2 separate regions of the Mus musculus genome follow, and region 1 is linked to region 2. A link is a loop called in an ENCODE intact Hi-C map of the cell type or tissue named here. Cell type or tissue: left cerebral cortex. All regions are shown on one strand. Links, peaks and the distances in the headings refer to the core of each region. The heading gives the core; the rest is flanking DNA.

The links. Peaks named below come from ENCODE experiments on the same cell type or tissue, not always from the same donor. Only the 100,000 strongest peaks of a DNase experiment are listed, where the experiment ranks them.
Region 1: a loop joins it to region 2, with 5 times the contacts of the local background. A loop is called at or near these places in 2 of 42 quality-filtered maps.

Annotation. Positions count from the first base shown.
Region 1 is chr15:60,306,409-60,311,793 of GRCm38, forward strand. No RefSeq gene overlaps it. Among named protein-coding and RNA genes, the nearest start is that of Gm41331, 170 kb to the left of the region's middle. In left cerebral cortex, for the core only: no CTCF peak of the experiment used is centred there; DNase peaks (open chromatin) are centred at 1,665, 1,878, 2,803 and 3,720; H3K27ac peaks cover 665 bases.
Region 2 is chr15:60,094,079-60,099,463 of GRCm38, forward strand. No RefSeq gene overlaps it. Among named protein-coding and RNA genes, the nearest start is that of Gm25875, 12 kb to the left of the region's middle. In left cerebral cortex, for the core only: a CTCF peak has its summit at 3,250 (motif pointing right); DNase peaks (open chromatin) are centred at 2,232 and 3,251.

The DNA of each region.
Region 1 (5,385 bases), core at 196-5,195, 210 kb after region 2:
AGCTGATGCAGAGGCCATGGAGGGATGTTCTTTACTAGCTTGCCTCCCCTGGCTTGCTCAGCCTGCTGTCTTATAGAACCAAGACTACCAGCCCTGAGATGGTCCCACCCACAAGGGGTCTTTCCCCCTTGATCACTAATTGAGAAAATGCCTTACAGTTGTATCTCATGGAGGCATTTCCTCAACTGAAGCTCCTTTCTCTGTGATAACTCCAGCTGTGTCAAGTTGACACAAAACTAGCCAGTACAAAGGGGTAACAAAATACTCGAGCAAATATGGAGACAAAGTGTGGAGCAGAGACTGAAGGAAAGGCCATCCAGAGACTGCCCCACCTGGGGATCCATCCCATATACAGTCACCGAATTCAGACACTACTGTGGCTGTTAAGAAGTGCATGCTGACAGGAGCCTGATATAGCTGTCTCCTGAGAGTCTCTGACAGAACCTGACATATACAGAGGTGGATGCTCTGAACATATTTCAACCATATCAACCAACCAGAGCTCCCAGGGTCTCAACCACCAACCAAGGAGTACACATGGAGGGACCCATGGCTCCATCCGTACATGTAGTAGAGGACAGCCTTGTTGGGCATCAGTGGGAGAAGTGGCCCTTGGTCCCATGAAGGCTTGATGTCCCAGTGTAGGGGAATGTTAGGGCAGGGAGGCAGGAGTGAATGTGTGGGTAGGGATACACCCTCATAGAAGCAGGAGGAGTCGGGTAGGGAATTTCTGGGGGGAGGATAGGGAAAAAAATAACATTTGAAATATAAATAAAAAAATCTAATAAAAAGTCATTTTAAAAAAAGAAAATTTCTAGTAAATCTATTAATGATGTCAAGTCAGGATTTCAAAACACTATATAAGTAGTAGTCGTAGGTAAAAACTGTGCAGCTTTTAAAAGTAGATCTGAATTCTCTATGAATTATCTGCACCTATGGAGATTGCTGGCTTACAGCTACCACAACCAGTTTTCTATCAAACCCTCAGGAAGCATTTGCTGGTAGAAATATCTATTTAAAGCACCCCTTAATATCTTCCCCTCTGAGTAGGCATGACATCAGAGGTATACTTCATCCTGTAGCATTTATTGTGTACCTGGTGTTTACATAGTACATTTAAAATAATAAATAGTGTATAATGCTAGAACGAAACGTTGTCTCAATGTGTACTCTTTCTGTGCTTACGAAGTCCAGAAATTAGAGGCTAATCCTAAACCCCTTCTCCTGTCATGGTGTCATGATGATTAGTTACCATTGTCAACTTAACTGAGTTTGGAATTACCTAGGAGACACAACTCTGAACATTTCCAAAGAGATTTACATGGAAGGAAGACCAACCCTGAATGTTAATAACAACATATTCAGAGGCTGGGATCCTGGATTGAGGATTAAGGAGAAAAACAGTGGGACACCAAGAGTCATTCCTCGCTGCTCTTCTCTGTTCCCTCAGTGTGCCTGGTAATTCAAGCCTAGCTGCCTAGCAAGCCCCAGGGATCCACCCATCATTGCTTTCAGACTATTGAGATTACAAGCATATGCTACCATTCCTGGCTTTTTACCCGTGAGCTGGGCATCCAAATTCAGGTCCTCATGCTAAAGTGGCAGGCACTTTACCAGCTGAGCCACCTACAGACTGTACACTGGAATAAGCTGGGACACTTGAAAAATGCTAATGCCTCTGATTCAACCCCAAGACAGTGTTCTGCCACAGGTTTTTGAAGATAACTACGTATTTACGTTTTTATGAGCAGCTGGGTGAATTTCCTATGTAGCTATGGTTGAAATCCAAGAAGCCTTTCCATCTTCATTCCCACTGGCAGCTTTAATGAAGGTCCCCCTAGTCTCTAAAGCATGTTACATTAGCAATCCTCATTTGCTCTCCCTGGGTAGCCAGTAGTACATTTCCAGTGTACTCTGCCAGCTATCCATGTTCCCATTATACCTACCACCTACACAAAATGCAAACATTTTATCATGTATTTCTGCTGTAAGACTATGAGTGTCTTGAGGGTAGCAACTGAGATTATTTTTTGTTATGCCTGGCTTGGTATCATAAATTTCATATACACAATGTGCTCAGTAAATATTTTATCATGAATATGAGTGAACACATAGTGAACTTAGACAGCAAACCTAGCGCAAACAAAAACAAGATAGAACATCTCAAATTGAGATATTCGATGGTCATAGTCTTGTGGGGGAAGTAGATACAGAAGCACTATGTAATGGGAAAAGGCAAATAGATGGAGAGATTGTCTCACAAATACTGGGATTAAGATCGATAGCAAGAAACATTGCCTAAATCGCTAGCAGCTGTATTGCTAGACATATCAGATCACTGACCTACTACTGAGGGAAATGAAAAGTGGAGAAAAACATTGGGAATAGGATGTGGAATAATTCTACGCGTTGCCTCCAAAGTCCTTCCCAGCCTACTGGTTCCCATTACCTTATTGACATACTTATTTATATATCCAGAGACTACAGAACATCTATCTATCTATCTATCTATCTATCTATCTATCTATCCACATACATACATACATATACACACACACACATATATAATGCATAACCGTCCAAGAAACCAGTGGGAAAACAATGCAGTCATTGTGTCTAGATTATTGCATCTCTGTTCAAATCCAGTCTTTCATTAGTCACACTGTGAAGCTGAACTGGAACTCTGCTAATTAAATGACTCCTTGCCAACAGGCTCTCTGTTAGGTTCCTCCAGGGTTGGGGGGCTAGTGTAGTGAGAGAAAGAAAGAAGTTTGGGGGAGGTGAACTTGCTCCTTCTTGTCTGCTGTGTGCCCATGTTACCATGGCAACAGTACTTAATTCCATCAGCACTGGTGTATGCTTTGGGTTTTCCTTTTCACACTCAGAACCCAAGTTCTCCCTGTACTCATGATGGCCATCCCAAGGAAGGATTCTTAGAAGTGCTTCCATCCTCCTCTAGTCTAGACCAATGTCTATCTGGCAGGGATTGCACATGCCAACTGATATGGAATGGGAGACGTCTATAGCTACTGGGAGAAAATGGGCAAAAGAGGTGGAAAGCCAGAAACGTGCCAACTAATAAAATTAACCATAGGGTTAAAAGGAAAACAAAAAGCAAAAAACTCCAAACAAAGCTGAATTCCACCTCTCCTTGGGTAGCCCAGTAGTACATTTCCAGTGTACTCTGCCAGGTATCTGTGTTCCCATTATACCTAGCACCTACACAAACTACAGACATTTTGTCATGTATTTCTGCTATACATGAGATCCTGAGTAGCTGTCAGTCTCAACATAGCAATGCTTGCATTTCATGTGGAACTTTTGGTTTCCTGTGTTAACACTTTAGTTTATTGCCACACTATTGCTTCTAAGGCCTCTCAGATGCACCCAGAATGCTATAATCTCTGTAGCCTAAGGGCCTGATGCACACAGTCATGCCAAACATGCTGAGGGATCAAGGTATGAATAATTGCTTGATTGATTCCAGAAAGGCTGTAGGAGGGCATTGAAATCAGAATCCACCTCCACCCAAGCAAGCCAACAAATGGCTCAGTGGTTGATTAGCAGACAAGGAAGAACAGAGTGATGTACTAGGTCCTCTAGGCTATAAAAATAGCATGTGAACGAAGAGAGGAGGCATGAAAAGGCACAGCGGGTTTTGGAGAGTCATTTCATAAGCCTGTGCCTAACATGTATGGGGGTGTAGGAGGGTGCATCTGGAAAAACAGATTGTGGCCAGATTGTGAAGGTCCTGGGTTGCCATCAATTCTCTTGGAAAACATCTGCTAACAGTGTGCTGGCCAAAGCTACTGCCACTTTTGCATATGTATGATAAAGCTCCATTTTTCATACAAGTTCGGAATGAGCTTGGTTTCCAAGGTATAGGTCCAGTGAGAAGATTCCTGGTTGTAGAGGTCATGGGGAGAAGAGAGGTTTTCAAATGTGTTGCTTCAGCACATTGCAAAAATGTTAGCAGAATATCTTCATGCTGTTACAAAGCTGGAGTGAGGTTTTTTGGTTTTTTTTTTTTTTTCATTCTCTGGGTTTTTCTATGTGCACGTTTCCTTGTTCACAGTTGCTGGGGCTGGCTCCATGGTACCCTAAGAAGTTTCAGAAGTTAGGGCTGAGAATTCAGGGAAGAGACCAAATTTGCCTGAGGCTGACTCACGTGAAAACTGAACTATGCAAACAAAGTTTAGTGCAATGGAGCAGCTGGAGTACAAATAGCTTCAGGCACTGGAACAATACAAGGCTGGAAGCGGTGCTGAGACACAGACATTATTTCTAAGTTAAAAGGGAGGGCAAGGGAGATGGAAAATGCCGTTTCAGAAATGCATCCAAGGAAATGTTGTCCTATTCTTCACACCGCTGTACAGGCTTCTGAATGCTGACGACTGATTTCCTTAGGCTAGCTTTAAAGCTGTCCGTAACTATCCTCGCCTTGCTTTGGTGGCTAATTAATTAAACCTTTGTCTGGTATCACCTCATCAGAAGCAGAGAAGGAGCAGAGGCTGGCAATCGGGATAAAGGAAGATTAAAAGCCATTTGAAAACTTGAAATGGTTTCAACTGAACATTGCAGAAGTGGATGAACTGGAATCGAGGGGTGTGGAAGGAATTAAGCATTCTAGTTAGCCTGCAAAAGAGATACACAATTCAGGTGTTTTATTGACCAGCCATAAGCCTATATTGGGCCATAGCTTTAGAACTATGCTAACGACTTCCCAGCTATAATGTCCCTTATTACCTGCTGTTTTTCTCGACCACGTGCTCATAGCCCATCTCCTCTCATGGTGGCCTCCTTCACCTCCATGTCTTTTCTTCTTCCTATCTCTACCTGCGACATCCAGTTAGGTAACTGAAAACCTGCTTGCCTCTATCTATTGCCCAATCACAGGCTTTACCCTTTTATTGGCCAGTTGACTTGGGAGCACGGTGACATAGCATCACTTGGTGTACTTGAGGATCCCCTTGTCCCTGATTATCTCCTCATCAAGGACAACCAGGTATCGGGGGCCGGTATTTAGCCTTGGAATGCCAGCAGCATCAGATCAGTCTCTTACGAAGGGGCACTCGAGTCCTGGATGCAGAGTATGTGGATTTGACTCACTGCAAACTGAAGGACAGGAGAATGACCAGACATCCTGGTTTGCCATGGGTCCAATTTTAAAATGGGAGCTCCAACTCCATCTGTATCTCTGGTTTCAGTCAAACCGGAATGTCTCTTAGGGAGATTTCACATAGCATGGCAGGTGAGGAGTGTCAAAGTTTGGAGAGAGTGGAAGAGATATCCCAAGAGATAGTGTGGACAAGTTAGGTTCACCCTAAGCTCAGGATGTTAGCATTTTGTCTAAGCTCTGCCCACAATTACCTAGCAGTATCCAGG
Region 2 (5,385 bases), core at 196-5,195:
ATAGCATTTGAAATTTGAAATGTATATAAAGAAAATATCTAATTAAAAAAATCTCTCCTCCCATTACCCCCCCCCTTTTCTTCTCAGAGAAGGAGACCCCCCTCCAGGTAGCACCACAATCTGAGACATCCATTCACAGCAGGACTAAACATAACTTTTCCTTTCTCACTGAGGCCCAGCCAGGCTGTCTAGTTAGGGGAAAGGGATCTAGTGGCAGGCAATGGAGTCAGAGACAGCCTCCACTACACTGGTTAGGGGACCCACATGAAGACCAAACTGCACATATGCTGCAAATGTGTAGGGGACCAAGGTCCAGACTCTGCATGCTCTTTGGTTGGTGGCTCCATCTCTGTGAGAGCCCTGGACCCAGGTTGGTTGACTCTGTAGATCTTCTTGTAGTGTTACTGGTTCCTCCAGCTCACTCAGTCCTATACTGGGGACCATCTTAAATTAGGCAAACAGTACTAGAAGTTTAGAGTTGAGGCAGAGAAAACCCTTCGTTTTAAGGAATTCTGTGGTCCTCCCATGCCTCTCAAAGCACACTTTCAGAGGTTCCTCCACGGCAGCTTAAGGCACTGAGCATGCCCTGTGCTGCTGACACCACTGTCTCTAGATAAGCTGCAGCGATGTCTCCTCCCTTGAGTTTCCTCTTAGGGTTTTTAGTGCCAATGCCTTTCAGAATTTTGGGGTAGGCTTGACTCTTAAAACAGGTCACAGTTTCTTCTAGTAAGTTTTGCTCCTGTGTTTCTAGTCTCCTTGCTTCCATGATGTCCTGTCAACAGGGACCTCAGTCATATATTTTTTAAAAAAATTAAAGCAATATTCATGGAGAATTTGACACATATGTACACTGAAGTATGATTCTATCCACCCTACATCCCCCCTCAAATTTCCTCAGTATACTTGGTAACATGCCCCCTTTTCAGATTCATGTCCTCTTTTTCTTTTTATTAATAACTTACTAAGTCCTATTAATGTTGTCATATGTGTGCCGGCATGGGGCTGTTCACTGGAGCACAGGCAACACACCAATGGCCACACTCCCATCTTCAATCAGCGGCTGTTGGAGGAAGACAAAATGTAACGATAATAATAATAAAACAGGCTTAGTGCACAGAGGCAGAAACAGACAAACAACTTAAAGAAAATCCCCCCCAGGAAGCTTATATATTTCCTAGAGAACATTTGTTTTCTGGTCTAGTGTCTGGATGGGAGATTGCTTTGGGTAGTTTTGAAATCCTGGATCCTGAAGTCATGTCTTCCACCAGTAGTGGCTGAGAGCATCTCTACTGTATCAGAGCTCCTGATGTCCATTATTGTGTTTGACTTGACTTTCTAAATAGTAGTTAGTTCATTACGAACAAGACAGGAATCAGAAGGCAGAGGTTATTTTTATTTATTTACTTCTTCTTTCCATATGTCCTTGATAGCCGAATGCAGGTATGCTCCAAGGAGGAACCTTGTAATTGGTTATCCAAGTGGTCAGACCTCAAATTGCATACAGTAAATAGACCAGTTTGCACTTACAGATTTAGGTGTGTGTGTGTGTGTGTGTGTGTGTGTGTGTGTGTGTGTGTGTAACAATAGCAATAAAATAAGAGGCTGTCATTTTGAGAGGGAGCAAGGATAAGTACATCAGAGGAACTGGAAGGAGAAAATAAAAGGGGGAGATTATGAGATTTTAATTAAAAATATAAAAATAATTAAGAGCTGCTGTTGGTAAAATAATTTACTTTTTAAACCTGTGTTGTGACATAGTTTTAATCCATTGTCAGGACTGAACTGGACAGTCAACAAGCTTCCCCATTTATCCATTCCTCAGTGAATTCTTTCCACATACTTATGATGTTGTGAATAATTTGTCTCTACCACAGTCTTAATACCCATGGCATTCAAAATGGAGTACAATCAAATCAATTTTGCCCCACCTGTTAACATGTTGCTAAGTTATGATTTTGGGAATATTATAATGTGGGTGAGGGAAAACCCCATTTACTCGGTTAATATTCCAGATTTATCTGTTTCTGCCTTTGTCTGAGTAAATTTCCTCCATTCACAGCATAAAATCCTGAGGAGGTGAGATTATCATTTACACTTGGAGATGAGGAAACAGGAGCTTTGGGAGTAGTTGGAGGAGATTCTATAACATTTCACAGCTCATGGTGGTGGAGTTAGCACCCGAGCCAGGGTCTGTCTGGCCACAGTTACAGTTCTTGCAGCTCTCCACACATTTAAAACCCTGAAAAAGCAGGCTGGTGTGAAGTGTGCAACCCACACTTCATATTTAGCATCCAGATTCCTTTTCCACGGAGTCTTAAGTATTCATCGCAGCAGTTTGGCCAAGACTTGGAAATGAAGATATTAATTCGGTCTCTGAGGAAAACATTCATAGCATCACAGCCTATTTTCTTCATGAAGAAATAAGGTTACTATCATCTCATTACCTCTTATTATGAAGTGTGTAGAAAGGGTGTGCGCCTGCTCACATCCATGTGTGTTTTGTTTCCTGTATGCACACATGCAATCCCTGTCTTGAAAAAATGAAATCTCATTTTCTGAAGATACCTGTTTAAAAAGTTAAGCGTCGAACTTCTTTCCCAGTTATTTATTGGTTTGTTTGCGAGCCTTAAGTGCAGAGCCGGATTCACAATTCTCCTACCTTAGTGTCTCCAATGCAGGGACTATTGGTGCACACCACCAACCACATCTTGCTTGCTATGCAGTTTCCCTCCCCCCTTCCTTCTCTTCCCTCTCCTCCCTCCTCTTTCCCTCCTCCTTCTTGAGACAGAGCTTTAGTATGTAGCCTAAGTTGGCTTTGAACTCATTATGCTTCCCAGGCTAGACTTGAAATCACAGAAATCTTCCTGCCTCAGTTTTCCTGGTGGTGCCATGCTACATTGACCAAGACAACCAACTCCTCTAGCTACTATCTTCCCATATGGGAATTTCACTGAGGACGGTGTGATGCATCTTATATCATTTTTCTCAAGGAGCTGAAGATTTAGGAATGGATCTTGCAGAATCTGTACTTTGTCCTTGAGTTCCCTGCCTTTTTCTGACCATTGTCATTTTCCGTCCTTTGGGGATAGATAAATCATCAGCCTGCCACTCATTCCTACAGCACTTGGAATATTCTCTTCCTCAGAGATTATTCATTTTTCTAAAACGTCAGAAATGACATGCCTGGGCTTTGCATATATTCTGAGAGCTTGTCTGAAGGAAGCTGTACTATCTGTCACTGCAGAGTGGCCACCAGGTGGCAGCCCGAGAACCCGCATGGTGATTGATTTTGTCTAGGGTGTTTACTTACATGGGGAAAACAGGGTCAGGTGTCTGCCAGGGTGATGATGGCTGTGGAGGGCTAACAGTGCAGGAAACTACTTCTTGATGGTGTTTAAAAAGCACTAGCAACATCACTCTTCCATGTCAGGCTTTTCAGGACAATTTGTCCTACACAGGAAGATTAAACCCCATTTGGTTAGAGGAAACAACAACAACAAAAAAACGGGGTTAGTGCAGGGAGATACCTTCCTATTATTCAAAGCCACTGGTTCTCAACCTTTATTGTATATTATTAGAATATCCTGGGAAAACATTTAAATCATTCTGTGGGGCAGTGTCCCAGAGATTTATTTTTAAATACTCCAGGCGATTCCAAAGTGTGTTGAGCGATGATAAGAATCATCTCTTCAGGTCTTTCAATTTGTTTATTCATTTGCTTGCCATTTACCACATAATTCCTCATGTCAGCTGTGAGCAAGGCAATGGTGATGGTGTAAAATGTAGATTCTTTTGTCACCTCCTTAGACCTTGCAAGTTACTTATTCAATTCAATGGAAGTCAATTCAGCAAACATGTATCAAGTTCCTATTATACAACAGGTTCTACAGTAGGCACCAAAGAAGAAGAGGCAATAGAAATTTCTATGGGTCAGTGTTTGGAGTTCAGTGTGTGACATGTACAGCTGATTATCATATGGGTGGGGTGTGGTATCAGTTGTGCTTTAGTTCATAATAACTTTACACAATAACACAGAGCATTTTCCTCACCCAGTAATTTTTCAGGCTGATGAGCAACTAGCTTCAATTACCTGAAGAAATATCCATGGTGTATAAACAAGAAGCAGAATGAGTCCTGATACTCAGAGGTCCATGGGTTCCAAGGTTAATATCTCTTCCACATTAAGCATTAGGCTCAGGCAAGGAGAATGATCCATTTCATTTCAGAAGTGGAGCTATTCGTCCCAGGATATATTTGTGCATTTCTCCTGAACAGTCCTCTTTCTTGAGCAATGAGGGGATGACCATTTCTGTGTATGCATCTCCAAGAAACCCTTTTCATTCAGCCCAAGGTCTTTTCTGCTACTGGATTTATGTACATAAAAAATAAATGCCTTTTAAAACTACAGTCCTCTGCTTCCACCGAAATGCAAATCTAAAACTCTGTGGATGCCTTTTGTTTTGAAGAGAACCCTGATAAACATGTAATTCTGTGGGCAAATGAGCTTGTTATCAGTTTCTGTCAGTCATAGGGAGATTAATTAGGGGACCAGATATTAGCCCAAATGTATATTAAAGAAGCCAGACAAGTCTCATTTTCAGAGGGCTCCGTTCTGTCATCTAACAGAGTATGAAACTAAATGCCATATGGATGAGGACTGGTGAACAGAAGAGTTAGTGCTGGGCACATTTTAAGAATTAACCTATGGTTGGATAGGAGAGTTGGCTCTTAAGAAAATGTAGGTGATGCACAAAAATGTGGGTCTTGTGTAAAAAAGAAAAAAGCACAAGGAGGTGTTCCAAGGTTCCTTCTTTTCCAACCTGACCCGTGGCGTTTCTACTGTACAGAAAACTCTGATGTAGAAAATCTCAACTTGGGCTATGGAAATAGGGAGTTTGCAAAGCAGCAGCTTCCAGTCCTTCCACATTTTAATGGTCATCCATATCAGGGTGAGTTACTTTCAGCCTTGGCCTGCCATTGTCTTTGGGGCTAAACAGAATCGGTGCAACACTACTTCCTTGAATATATGCCTGCTTGTATTTTGTTCAGGAAGATGACATCAGGAGCGTGGAGTACAGTCACCTGAATTTAGCAATAAGTTGCCTCAGATGAACATTCCTGATGTTACTTAGCCATTCTTGATTATTTTTATGCCTCTGAGACTTTTATCATATTGTCTCTGGTCACTGGACTTGGCTCACTCAGACAGGGCAAAACAGCTGATTGATGCAGAAAATCATCCATGATTGTATGAGCAATGGGCTGTGAGCGAGGGAGATTTTCACCTAGATTTCTCCCATGAACATTGGTTTTAACTTTTATGTTTGTAATGTCAACTCAGTTGTGTCCAGAGAAGAAGAAAAGTCCCGTACAACCTGCCCCCAT